2 separate regions of the Homo sapiens genome follow, and region 2 is linked to region 1. A link is an interaction called in ENCODE POLR2A ChIA-PET data of the cell type or tissue named here. Cell type or tissue: K562. All regions are shown on one strand. Links, peaks and the distances in the headings refer to the core of each region. The heading gives the core; the rest is flanking DNA.

What was found. ChIA-PET counts read pairs that join two places held together with the same protein. Peaks named below come from ENCODE experiments on the same cell type or tissue, not always from the same donor. Only the 100,000 strongest peaks of a DNase experiment are listed, where the experiment ranks them.
Region 2: POLR2A ChIA-PET joins it to region 1 with 6 read pairs; 1 of 35 experiments calls an interaction of 5 or more read pairs at or near these places.

What each region holds. Positions count from the first base shown.
Region 1 is chr1:155,281,393-155,287,737 of GRCh38, forward strand. HCN3 (hyperpolarization activated cyclic nucleotide gated potassium channel 3) reads left to right here. Exons shown (of 8, transcript NM_020897.3): 2 at 1,019-1,448; 3 at 2,582-2,743; 4 at 3,147-3,365; 5 at 3,773-3,919; 6 at 4,332-4,572; 7 at 5,781-5,945. Among named protein-coding and RNA genes, the nearest start is that of HCN3, 7.1 kb to the left of the region's middle. RefSeq lists an enhancer at 3,260-3,760. In K562, for the core only: no CTCF peak of the experiment used is centred there; a DNase peak (open chromatin) is centred at 1,489.
Region 2 is chr1:153,432,344-153,436,949 of GRCh38, forward strand. No RefSeq gene overlaps it. Among named protein-coding and RNA genes, the nearest start is that of S100A7A, 18 kb to the left of the region's middle. RefSeq lists a cis regulatory region at 2,540-3,069. In K562, for the core only: no CTCF peak of the experiment used is centred there; a DNase peak (open chromatin) is centred at 1,098.

The sequences.
Region 1 (6,345 bases), core at 1-2,500:
AGTCTCACTGTTGTCACCCAGGTTGGAGAGCAGTGGTGCGATCTCGGCTCACTGCAACCTCTGCCTTCCGGGTTCATGCCATTCTCCTGCCTCAGCCTCCTGAGTAGCTGGGGTTACAGGCTCTCGCCACCATGCCCAGCTAATTTTTGTATTTTTTGTAGAGACGAGGTTTTGCCATGTTGGCCAGATTGGTCTCAAACTCCTGACCTCAGGTGATCCGCCAGTCTCAGCCTCCCAAAGTGCTGGGATTACAGGCATGAGTCACCAGGCCTGGCCTAATTTTTAACTTTTGTAGAGATAGGATCTTACTATGTTGCCCAGGCTGGTCTTGAACTCCTGGACTCAAGTGATCCCACTTTGGCCTCCCAAAGCGCTGGGATTACAGGCGTGAGCCATAGCTTTTCTTTTGAGACAGGGTCTCGCTCTGTCAGTCAGGCTGGAGTACACCTCAGCCTCCTGAGTAGCTGGGACTTTAGGTGTGCACCACCTGGCCTGGCTAATTTTTTTTATTTGTTGTTGAGATGAGGTCTCACTATGTTGCCCAGGCTGTTTCTTGCTTCTTTTGCTCAGCATTGCATTTGTGAAATTCATCCATAGGGCTGAATGTAGCTGTAGTTGGGTAATTTCACAGCTGTATGGTATGCCAGCCCATAAATAGTGTATTTATCTACTTATCTGTCTACATTTTTCTACACAAGGACATGTGTGTTGTTCTCAAATTTAATGCTGCTATAAACATTCCTATGTGTATCTCCTGGAGCGCATATTTTCCTTGGATGTGTCTATACGTAGGAATGGGATTGCTGAGTTGCAGGGAATGCAAATGTTTAACTTCACTAGATAATGCTGAACTATTTTCCCAAATGGTGGTCCCAACTTATACTCCCAACAGCTGTAAACAGTCATTCTGTTATTGTGTATCTTTGCCCATTCTTGGCCATGTCAGCCTATCTTCTGTCAGTCTAGTGGCTGGTGAAATATCCTCATGGTCTTACTCCTCATCTCACTCCCACCTTAGGTTTTACTGGGACCTGATCATGCTGCTGCTGATGGTGGGGAACCTCATCGTCCTGCCTGTGGGCATCACCTTCTTCAAGGAGGAGAACTCCCCGCCTTGGATCGTCTTCAACGTATTGTCTGATACTTTCTTCCTACTGGATCTGGTGCTCAACTTCCGAACGGGCATCGTGGTGGAGGAGGGTGCTGAGATCCTGCTGGCACCGCGGGCCATCCGCACGCGCTACCTGCGCACCTGGTTCCTGGTTGACCTCATCTCTTCTATCCCTGTGGATTACATCTTCCTAGTGGTGGAGCTGGAGCCACGGTTGGACGCTGAGGTCTACAAAACGGCACGGGCCCTACGCATCGTTCGCTTCACCAAGATCCTAAGCCTGCTGAGGCTGCTCCGCCTCTCCCGCCTCATCCGCTACATACACCAGTGGGAGGAGGTGGGGTGGGGAGATGGCGGGCGGGGCAGTGGGTGGGGGATGTTGGGGGAGAAGGGGGCGGGGCGGCTGGTGGACTTCTCTAGGAAGATGCTATGGGTGGGGCTCCTGGTGACCTTATAGTGTGGGGAAGATGGGTGGGGCTTCCGTGCGTGAGCTCTCTCCAAAACTGGTGGGGGAGAAGCAGGAACAGAATGAGGGTTCGGGGGATGGGGCCTGGGGTGAAGATGGTGGCACAGGAGGGTGGAGCACAGCTGCCGGACACACTTTAGAGTTAGCTGGATGCTGGGCGGAGGATGAGGTGTGGAAGAAGCTGGAGCTTCAGCTTCAGAGCAGCAGAGTTTAGTGGTTCAGACTGTGGGCTCTGCAGTCTCATTGTCTTTGGTCAGATCCCAGTTTTATTGTTTACTATAGGAGACTTGGTTTTCTGTTCTATAAAATGAGAGTGTTAAATACACTTACCTGTGATAAGACTGTTAGGATTAAAGGAATTAATACATGCAAATCACTTAGAAAGGTGTCTAGCACATACTAAGTTCTCAGTGAAGCCACTATTATATATTATTATTATTATTATTTTTATTATACTTTAAGTTTTAGGGTACATGTGCACATTGTGCAGGTTAGTTACATATGTATACATGTGCTATGCTGGTGCGCTGCACCCACTAACTCGTCACCTAGCATTAGGTATATCTCCCAATGCTATCCCTCCCCCCTCCCCCCACCCATTATATATTATTATGACTGGAAAGGAGAGGGCTGCTGGATTAATTCTTACACATATGCCCTGGAGACATTACACTGTGAAATGCCCTCTCTCTTTTCTAGGCTACACCTGGGCAGCTTGTGCAATAGATTTGTTTGATTCTCTGCTGTGACACTTACTATGTGGTTCTGGGCACATGACTGACCTCAGCTTTCCTATCTATAAGATGAGAGAAATAAGAAACTGCTTTGCATTAGCTATACATGTGTGCCACAAAACTCCACACAAATGAATAATAGTTGTATTTTTTAATTCATGGGGGCTGGGGCTAGGGAGTAGTTCAGAAGAGAATTTGCCAGGCTGGGAATGGAGGAGGACAAGCAGGGAGGGGTTCCTGTCCACAGCAGCTCCTCCTCGGACTCCTCAGATCTTTCACATGACCTATGACCTGGCCAGTGCTGTGGTTCGCATCTTCAACCTCATTGGGATGATGCTGCTGCTATGTCACTGGGATGGCTGTCTGCAGTTCCTGGTGCCCATGCTGCAGGACTTCCCTCCCGACTGCTGGGTCTCCATCAACCACATGGTGGTGAGAAGTCCCCACAGCTCTGCCTTTCCTGGGCCTTCTTAGGGCTCTTCTGCCTGAGTAGCAGGGATGGCCACAGGGAGCAGGAGGTGGGAGATGATCACAACAGAAAATAGGAGCGAGGAGGTGGGGAGGAGGGAGGAAAGGGGAAGGAGACCCAGAAGAAGTGCTCGTGTGTTGGAGGGAGCAGGCAAAGGAAGGGTACCTACCCGGAAGCTGAGGCCCCCAAGTTGCAATAGAGGACCCTTTTGCCTCAGGGCCCCCCAGAACCAAACTTAAGTGCCTGCCAGGAGGAAGGCCTGCAGTAGAAGGGGCAGACAGAAAGACCAAAGAAGGAAAAGGGGCAGGCAGAGAATGAGGCTCCGAGGGGCCCATGCCCAGCTCTGCAATATACTCTGCCCCTCAGAACCACTCGTGGGGCCGCCAGTATTCCCATGCCCTGTTCAAGGCCATGAGCCACATGCTGTGCATTGGCTATGGGCAGCAGGCACCTGTAGGCATGCCCGACGTCTGGCTCACCATGCTCAGCATGATCGTAGGTGCCACATGCTACGCCATGTTCATCGGCCATGCCACGGCACTCATCCAGTCCCTGGACTCTTCCCGGCGTCAGTACCAGGAGAAGGTCAGCAGGGACAGGAGAGGGAGGTGTGGCATGGAGGGGTGTTGGAGACTGGGTAGCCTGACTTGAGGCCCATTCTGATGTGTGCCCCTGTTGCGTCTCTGTTTCCTTTCCTGCCCTGTGTCCATTTGTTCCCTGCCCCTGCATGTACCTTTTCCTTGTTTGAACCTATGCCTGTGCTTGGCCCCTCTGCTGTCCACGCCTGGGTTTTCCTATGACTGTGCTCTGTGTCTTCCCGGTATCCATCATTATCCGTATTCCTCTGTGGCCCTGTGTATCCATGTCTGGTTCCACGTTTCACCCCTTTGAGTTTGACCTGTGTCTCTGACCTTCCGCACACACACCCCACTGTGCCGGCCCCAAATCTCTCCCTCTGTCCTCTTGCCCCTGGCAATGGGCTGGCCCTCCAGTACAAGCAGGTGGAGCAGTACATGTCCTTCCACAAGCTGCCAGCAGACACGCGGCAGCGCATCCACGAGTACTATGAGCACCGCTACCAGGGCAAGATGTTCGATGAGGAAAGCATCCTGGGCGAGCTGAGCGAGCCGCTTCGCGAGGTGGGGCTGGGTTGGGCCTGGAAGGGGGGCTCTTCAGGGACCTGGAGTGCTGTCTGGTGGTAGGGGCTATTGGTCAGCAGGTGCTCCTATAGGGAATGAGGCCTGCAGAGGGCCCCGTGGGAGGCCAGGTATTTGGGCTTTCAGGGGCTAGGGTCTTTCTTGAAGGCCCTTTGAGGGTGAAGGATACATGAGGAGGGACTATAGGGATCTCTGTTTTTGGGGGATGGTCCTGCAAGGGCTCATGGGAAAGATCTGAAGGCAGGAGCTTAGGGATGGTCCCAGGCCCACTGATGCCTCCCCATCCTTTGGCAGAACATGACCCCAGGGGTGGGGTTTCTGGAAGCGGATGAGCTCGGTGGGATCATCTCAGGTCAGGGGCACAGCCTGCCTGACAGGCCCCTCCCCTGTCCAGGAGATCATTAACTTCACCTGTCGGGGCCTGGTGGCCCACATGCCGCTGTTTGCCCATGCCGACCCCAGCTTCGTCACTGCAGTTCTCACCAAGCTGCGCTTTGAGGTCTTCCAGCCGGGGGATCTCGTGGTGCGTGAGGGCTCCGTGGGGAGGAAGATGTACTTCATCCAGCATGGGCTGCTCAGTGTGCTGGCCCGCGGCGCCCGGGACACACGCCTCACCGATGGATCCTACTTTGGGGGTCAGCAGGCCTCAGGGAGGGTGGCAGGGTCACGAGCAGACAGTGGAGAGGGCAACTGCTCCCAGGCTCTGGGTCCCTGCCTCAGTACGCTGCAGAATCACAGAGCTCCAGCCCCTCCCCAGGCCTACTCAGTGAGAATCTCTGGGCTGGGGTCTGGAGCTCTATAGTTTTTGTTTGTTTGTTTGTTTGTTTGTTTTTTGAGGTGGAGTCTCGCTCTGTTGCCCAGGCTGGAGTGCAGTGGCGCAATCTCGGCTCACTGAAAGCTCTGCCTCCTGGGTTCACGCCATTCTCCTGCCTCACACTCCCGAGTAGCTGGGACCACAGGCACCCGCCACCACGCCTGGCTAATTTTTTGTATTTTTAGTAGAGACGGGGTTTCACTGTGTTAGCCAGGATGGTCTCGATCTCCTGACCTCGTGATCCGCCCGCCTCAGCCTCCCAAAGTGCTGGGATTACAGGCGTGAATCACCGTGCCAGGCCTGAGCTCTGTAGTTTTTAAAGCTTCTCAGGAGATTCTAATGCACAGCCAGGTTGCAAACTACTGGGCCAGAGGGCCTTTTAGAACCCTTAGACAGTGAAATCCAAGGATCCTATGAGATGAGGGAAAGGCAGGAGTGAAGCAGAGCTGTCCTGGAGCATAAGCTTTTTGGAGCTGCCTGGTGGCGTGTTTCAGGGACCCAGCCTGTGGCAGTAGGGGCAGTTCAGCCTTCCACTGCCCAAAGTGACCTGAGGCTTATATAATCTCTCAGTCCCCAAACCACCCACTACTCCCATCATGTTGCACTTTGCTCTTTGATACTGCTTTTCTCCTTCAGGGCTGCCCTCAGTGTTTATTCAAGGGGGTGGGAGGGGTGGGTACACTGAGTTGCCCAGGTCTACCTCTTGGGATTGAGCAGTCGGGGAGGGGTGGGAGTTAAAGTGGAGTGGAATCACTGGGAATTTAGGGCCAGCAAGACCTGCCTGGTCATCAGCCTTCATATGGAGAGAGTAGGAAGGACAGGGAGCAGTAACCCAGTAATTGTGGGGGTCTGGAGAAAGACAATGCTTGGGGTGTTTAGGGTTCCTGGGGCACGGAGGTAATAGGTAATCAATGGTTTCTCCCAAGTCTAGGGAGGAGCCTTAGAAAGTTGGGTCCACTGCTGCAGGCTCAGCAAGAGGAGTTCTGGGGACAAGGACGGGGTTCTGAAGCTTCCTCCCAATTTCTGCAGAGATCTGCCTGCTAACTAGGGGCCGGCGCACAGCCAGTGTTCGGGCTGACACCTACTGCCGCCTTTACTCACTCAGCGTGGACCATTTCAATGCTGTGCTTGAGGAGTTCCCCATGATGCGCCGGGCCTTTGAGACTGTGGCCATGGATCGGCTGCTCCGCATCGGTGAGACCTGTCCACCCCATCTGCTCTGGGTCCAGACTGTGCTCTCACCCCACCTCCAAAGCAAGGAGCCCAGGCTTTAGGGCTCCAGGGTCATATCCCAATCCATTCAGTCCCAACAAATGCTCCCTAACAGGACTTTCAACACTGTGGCCCACTGTCCCTATCCCTCAGCATGTCCTTCCCAGGAGAGATAGCATCCCAAGCCCCCATGTCCTGAGTCCTCCTTCCCCTGAGTACCAGTCCCCTGACCCTCGCTGTCTCTGATACATACCCTCTTCCTCCAACCCCCATCTCAACCCCCATAGCCCCATTGCCATACTACTGACTCCCATCCCCTACCCTCAACCCCACCCCATCCTGATACTCTCATACTCTTTGATATCCAACATCCATCTTGGAT
Region 2 (4,606 bases), core at 1-2,500, 1.8 Mb before region 1:
ATTCTCCTGAGGTTCACAAGAGATAATGGGGACAATGGTAATATATAAATATAAGGAGATGGCAGTTTTGTTTTTGTTGGGTTTTTTTTTGTAAACAATAGTGATTTTCTTTTCTTTTTTAATTTAATTTTATGGTTTTTTTTAAGTTCCGGGATACTTGCATAGGATGTGCAGGTTTGTTAGTTACATAGGTAAACATGTACCATGGTGGTTTGCTGCACCTATCAACCCATCACCTAGGTATTAAGCCCCACTTGCATTAACTATGTATCCTGATGCTCTTCCTCCCCCCGCCAAAGTGACAGGTCCCAGTGTGTGTTGTTCCCCTCCCTGTGTCCATGTGTTCTCATTGTTCAGCTTCCACTTATAAGTGAGAACGTGCAGTGCTTGGGTTTCTGTTCCTGTGTTAGTTTGCTGATGATAATGGCTTCCGGAGATGGCAGTTTTGAGAGACTTAGGGCCGATGGGGTTAATTGGAGCCAGGTCAGGTGGGGCAGCAAATTAAAACTAGCAAGAGAAAGTCCAACAAGGGGGTGACAGGTGCATCGAAATGAGAATCAGGCAACTTGCTCCTAACAAACCATGTGGCCAGCAGCGGGCACACCTCAGGCCTCTCTTTCTTCATCCATAAAATCGTATGAAATCCTGTGTCATGAAGGAGTGCTCCCATATCAGCAACACACTCCCCCACCACCATTATAATGCACTCTCCTTGATTCAGCACCCTCCAGGATCCCTTCTGAGACATACTCTCCTGGTTCCTCCTGCGTCCTTTGAAGGCAGGGGTTGGCCATTGGAGATGCTGATACTGAACTAAGTACCCTGGCTTAAATGAGAGTGACTGGATCCTACAGCAGTAGAGGCAGGTGACAGAACTTAACCATTAGAAGCAAGGTGGCCTCACAACATACCAGGCAGCAAGATTAGGCTGGCCGCAGGGGAGTGTGTCCCGCAGGGATCTACGGAGTTGGCTAAAGAGCATGGTGCTGATAGGAACAAGATATACAGGCATCTGTGTCAGAAGGAATTCAGCCTTGCCCACACAGAGGCCTGGCCTCTGCCCTGGGATTCTGGAGGTCATGTCTAAGCCCTGGAAATATCATCCCCAAGAAGCGTGTCCTTGTTTTCCTGGAAATTAGAACCACTCCAGAAAGCCTAACAATGTGATTGATGGTGGAGGCTTTGAGTCATGTCTTATCAGCTCAACTTCTGGAGGGCTGGAGACTGAGGTCAGTCACACAGGCAGTGCACCAAACGGTCCTCATAAAAACTCTGGTCACCAAAGCTCAGATAAGGTTCCCTGGTTGGCAAAGCCACAAGCTGTTGCCAGGAGCAGCACTGCCCATGACTGCACAGGGAGAGGATGACCGGATGCTCCTGCTTGGAGCTTTCCTGGACTCTGCCCCATGTGTCTCTTTCTTACATATTATAGTCTGTATCTTCTCCCTATAATCAACCACAACTATGAGTATAACCACTTTCAGTGAGTGCTGCAAGTTCTTCTGGAAAATTATCAAAACACAGGGTACTGCTAGAGACCCCTGAGCTTGTAATTGGTGTCAGCAGTGAGGGCTGTCTTGTGGACTGTGCTCCCTCCAACTCTAAAACAGCCAACAGGGTACAGCTTAATATGATCAATAAAAAGAAACCAAGAATGAAAGCAGAAGGCTTAGATCAGTCACCAGATAGAAAAGTATTATCCTTTGTCAGGTCTCCACACCTGAGCCAGTTCTCAGACCCCGAACCCATCATTAGAAAGAGAAGCCTGGTCCCCACAGAGAGACCTTGTAATATCACAGCAAATGCATATAACAGCGATTTCTTCACCTTCATCTAAGGTGCCTATGGCCAATTCCTCTGCTTGATCAGTTAGGCTCCTCGTGCCAGGACCCCAGTTGCCCCCAAAAAGGTGTAACTTCACAGGAAGGGTAATTGATTCTGATCACCATGTGGGACTGCTCCTACATAATGGGGTAGGGAGCATACTTCTGGGACTCGGGTGATCCCCTGGGGTATCAATTATTATCCCTACATATAGTTTTAACAGTAAATGGGTAAGTACAGCAACCGAGGTCTGATAAGGGCATAGGAACCAGCAGCATGCAGCCCTCAGTGATGAGAGTCTGCGCCGCCCCACCAGGTAAGCCACCTAGACCAGCAGAGGTGCCAGCCACCAGGAGGGAAATCTATAATAAATCATAGAGGGGGGAGAGGATGTGCATCAGTTGTGACCTCTAAAACAACCGCAGCAGGACAGCCTGTAGTAGCCCCCAACCCTTCTTTTGTAAAATTACCCAGAAATCAAAACCAGCTAGAACTGGAGAAGCAATCGCTGGATGGAATGAACCTGATGTGAGAAGCAAATAGATCTGAGTGGGCATAAGGTGTGGACTGCAGTAGATACTGTGATGCCCACCCTCATCCCTGTTACCTGATCCGTGTGCCCGTCTCCAGCTTCTGTTAATGTTGGCCACTAATAGGGCACGACTGCACCCTTCTCCTAAGAGCAGCCCCTGATCCAATGGAGCTCCCAGCCCGGAAATGCCTAAAAGGCTCTGCCTCTCCCTGGGGGTGGCCTATAGCCAGTGACAAATGGTGCAGGAATACACAAGGTGGGCCTCTTTGCCTCCAGGTGGGGTAACTCCATTCAGGCTGCAGAGCTCCCTGTGGGATGAGAACAAAGCTAGACTGAAGCTGAGCTCCTGTCTCCAATGAGCTTTTTCCCCGTCCATGCTGTCACCCCCATGTCCTCCCAGGTTTCCCCTGACAGCACTCCCTGATAAACCATATCACTTGCAGGGGAATCCCCATCTTAGTCTCTACTTCTAGGAAATCTTACTGTGAACTTACCCCAAATAAGTTCTCCTGGTAAAATAGAAAGGGTGATGTCAGCCAAGTATTATCTGGTGGTGGGGCAATATCACGAGTGAGGAGAATGCAAGAATCCGATAAGAAAGGAGGATAAGCCAGGCAAGGTCGCGCGCCCTGTGGTCCCAGTTACTTGGAAGGATGAGGCCAGAGGATCGAGTCCACAGTGAGCTGTGATCACACCACTGCATTCCAGTCTGGGTGACAGAGAAAGACCTCATCTACTTAAAAAAATTTTTTAATGGAGGGGGCCAGGCATGGTGGTTCTCGTCTGTAATCCCAGCACTTTGGGAGGCTGAGGCAGGATTGCTTAAAGCCAGGAGTTTGAGACCAGCCTGGGCAATCTAGCAAGACCCATCTCTATAAAAATGAAAAATTTTAAAAATAGCCAGATGTAGTGTCCTGCACCTCTAGTCCTAGCTATTAGGAAGGCTGAGCCAAGAGGATCTCTTGAGCTCAGGAAGTTGAGGCTGCAATGATCTATGATGGCACCACTGCATTCTATCCTGGGACACAGAGCAAGACACTGTCTCAAAAAAAAAAAAAAAAAAAGGAGGATAGGCTGGGCGCAGTGGCTCATGCCTGTAATCCCAGCACTTTGGGAGGTCAAGGTGGCAGATCACTTGAGGCCAGGAGTTCAAGACCAGCCTGGCCAACATGATGAAACCCCGCCTCTACTCAAAATACAAAACTTAGCTGGACGTGGTGGCTCACACCTGTAATCCCAACTACTTGGGAGGCTGAAGCATGAGAATCGCTTGAACCAGGGAGATGGAGGTTGCAGCGAGCTAAGGTTGAGCCACTGCACTCCAGCCTGGGTGACAGAGGGAGACTCCAAAAAAAAAAAAAAGAAGGAGGATAATCCTATGACATGAGGCTCAAAGATGGAGGAATTTACAGAGGTGTAAGGAATAATAGGGAAATTGGGGAAATGGTCTGAACATGGCCCTGGTGATTAAAATGAATGCTGATCCTACTGCCTGGCCCAAAGGGTTTGAAGGGCTTAAAACTGGGAAGAATTAGCAACACCCAGTGGAGAGGCCACAAGAAGATGGGCATCTTGTGGGGAGGAACAGCCATTGCATCATTTTTATTTCTGCATCTTCATTGTCTGGCAGAGTACAAGGCTCAGAGATAAGCATCACTGTCTCCTCCCTGCCCTTCATCTGATGCTCCTTATCCAACAACGACCACCCCAAAAGCATGGACCTGAATCAGCTGGACTTGTAGCCAGTTTCATGTGTTTTGGAAGGATTCCCCCACTGGCCCAAAACTGACTGTCTTGCCTTTGCATCCCCAGTGCCCAGCTGGATGCTGGCATTCAGCAAACCACATTTCTTAGAAAGACAACAATATCCACTCACACTGATCCCAACAAGCAGACACAGGAGCAAGGCCAGAGCTGCAGGGGTCAGGCCAGAGGACAGGGGTCTAGTGCTCACTGCTGCTCCTTTCTACTCATGAGAGTGGTGCAGAGAGCAAGTGCCTATCTGGCCTCTGGCAAGGCCCCAGGCAAGGGTTCCAGTTTACACCCTGATCTAGGCTCACCAAGCTAGGTAGGTAGGATGCGTCCTCCCAGGTGTGTGAGCACAGGTGAATCTCAAAGCCCAACAACCAAAAAAGAAGAGTGACCAAATCAGGATTCAGGACACTGTGGGGAGCACTCTGGAAGCAGACATTTGCTGGGGAGCATTTCTGTACCTAGTGGAGCATCTACAAAGCAGTTAACCAACAACTT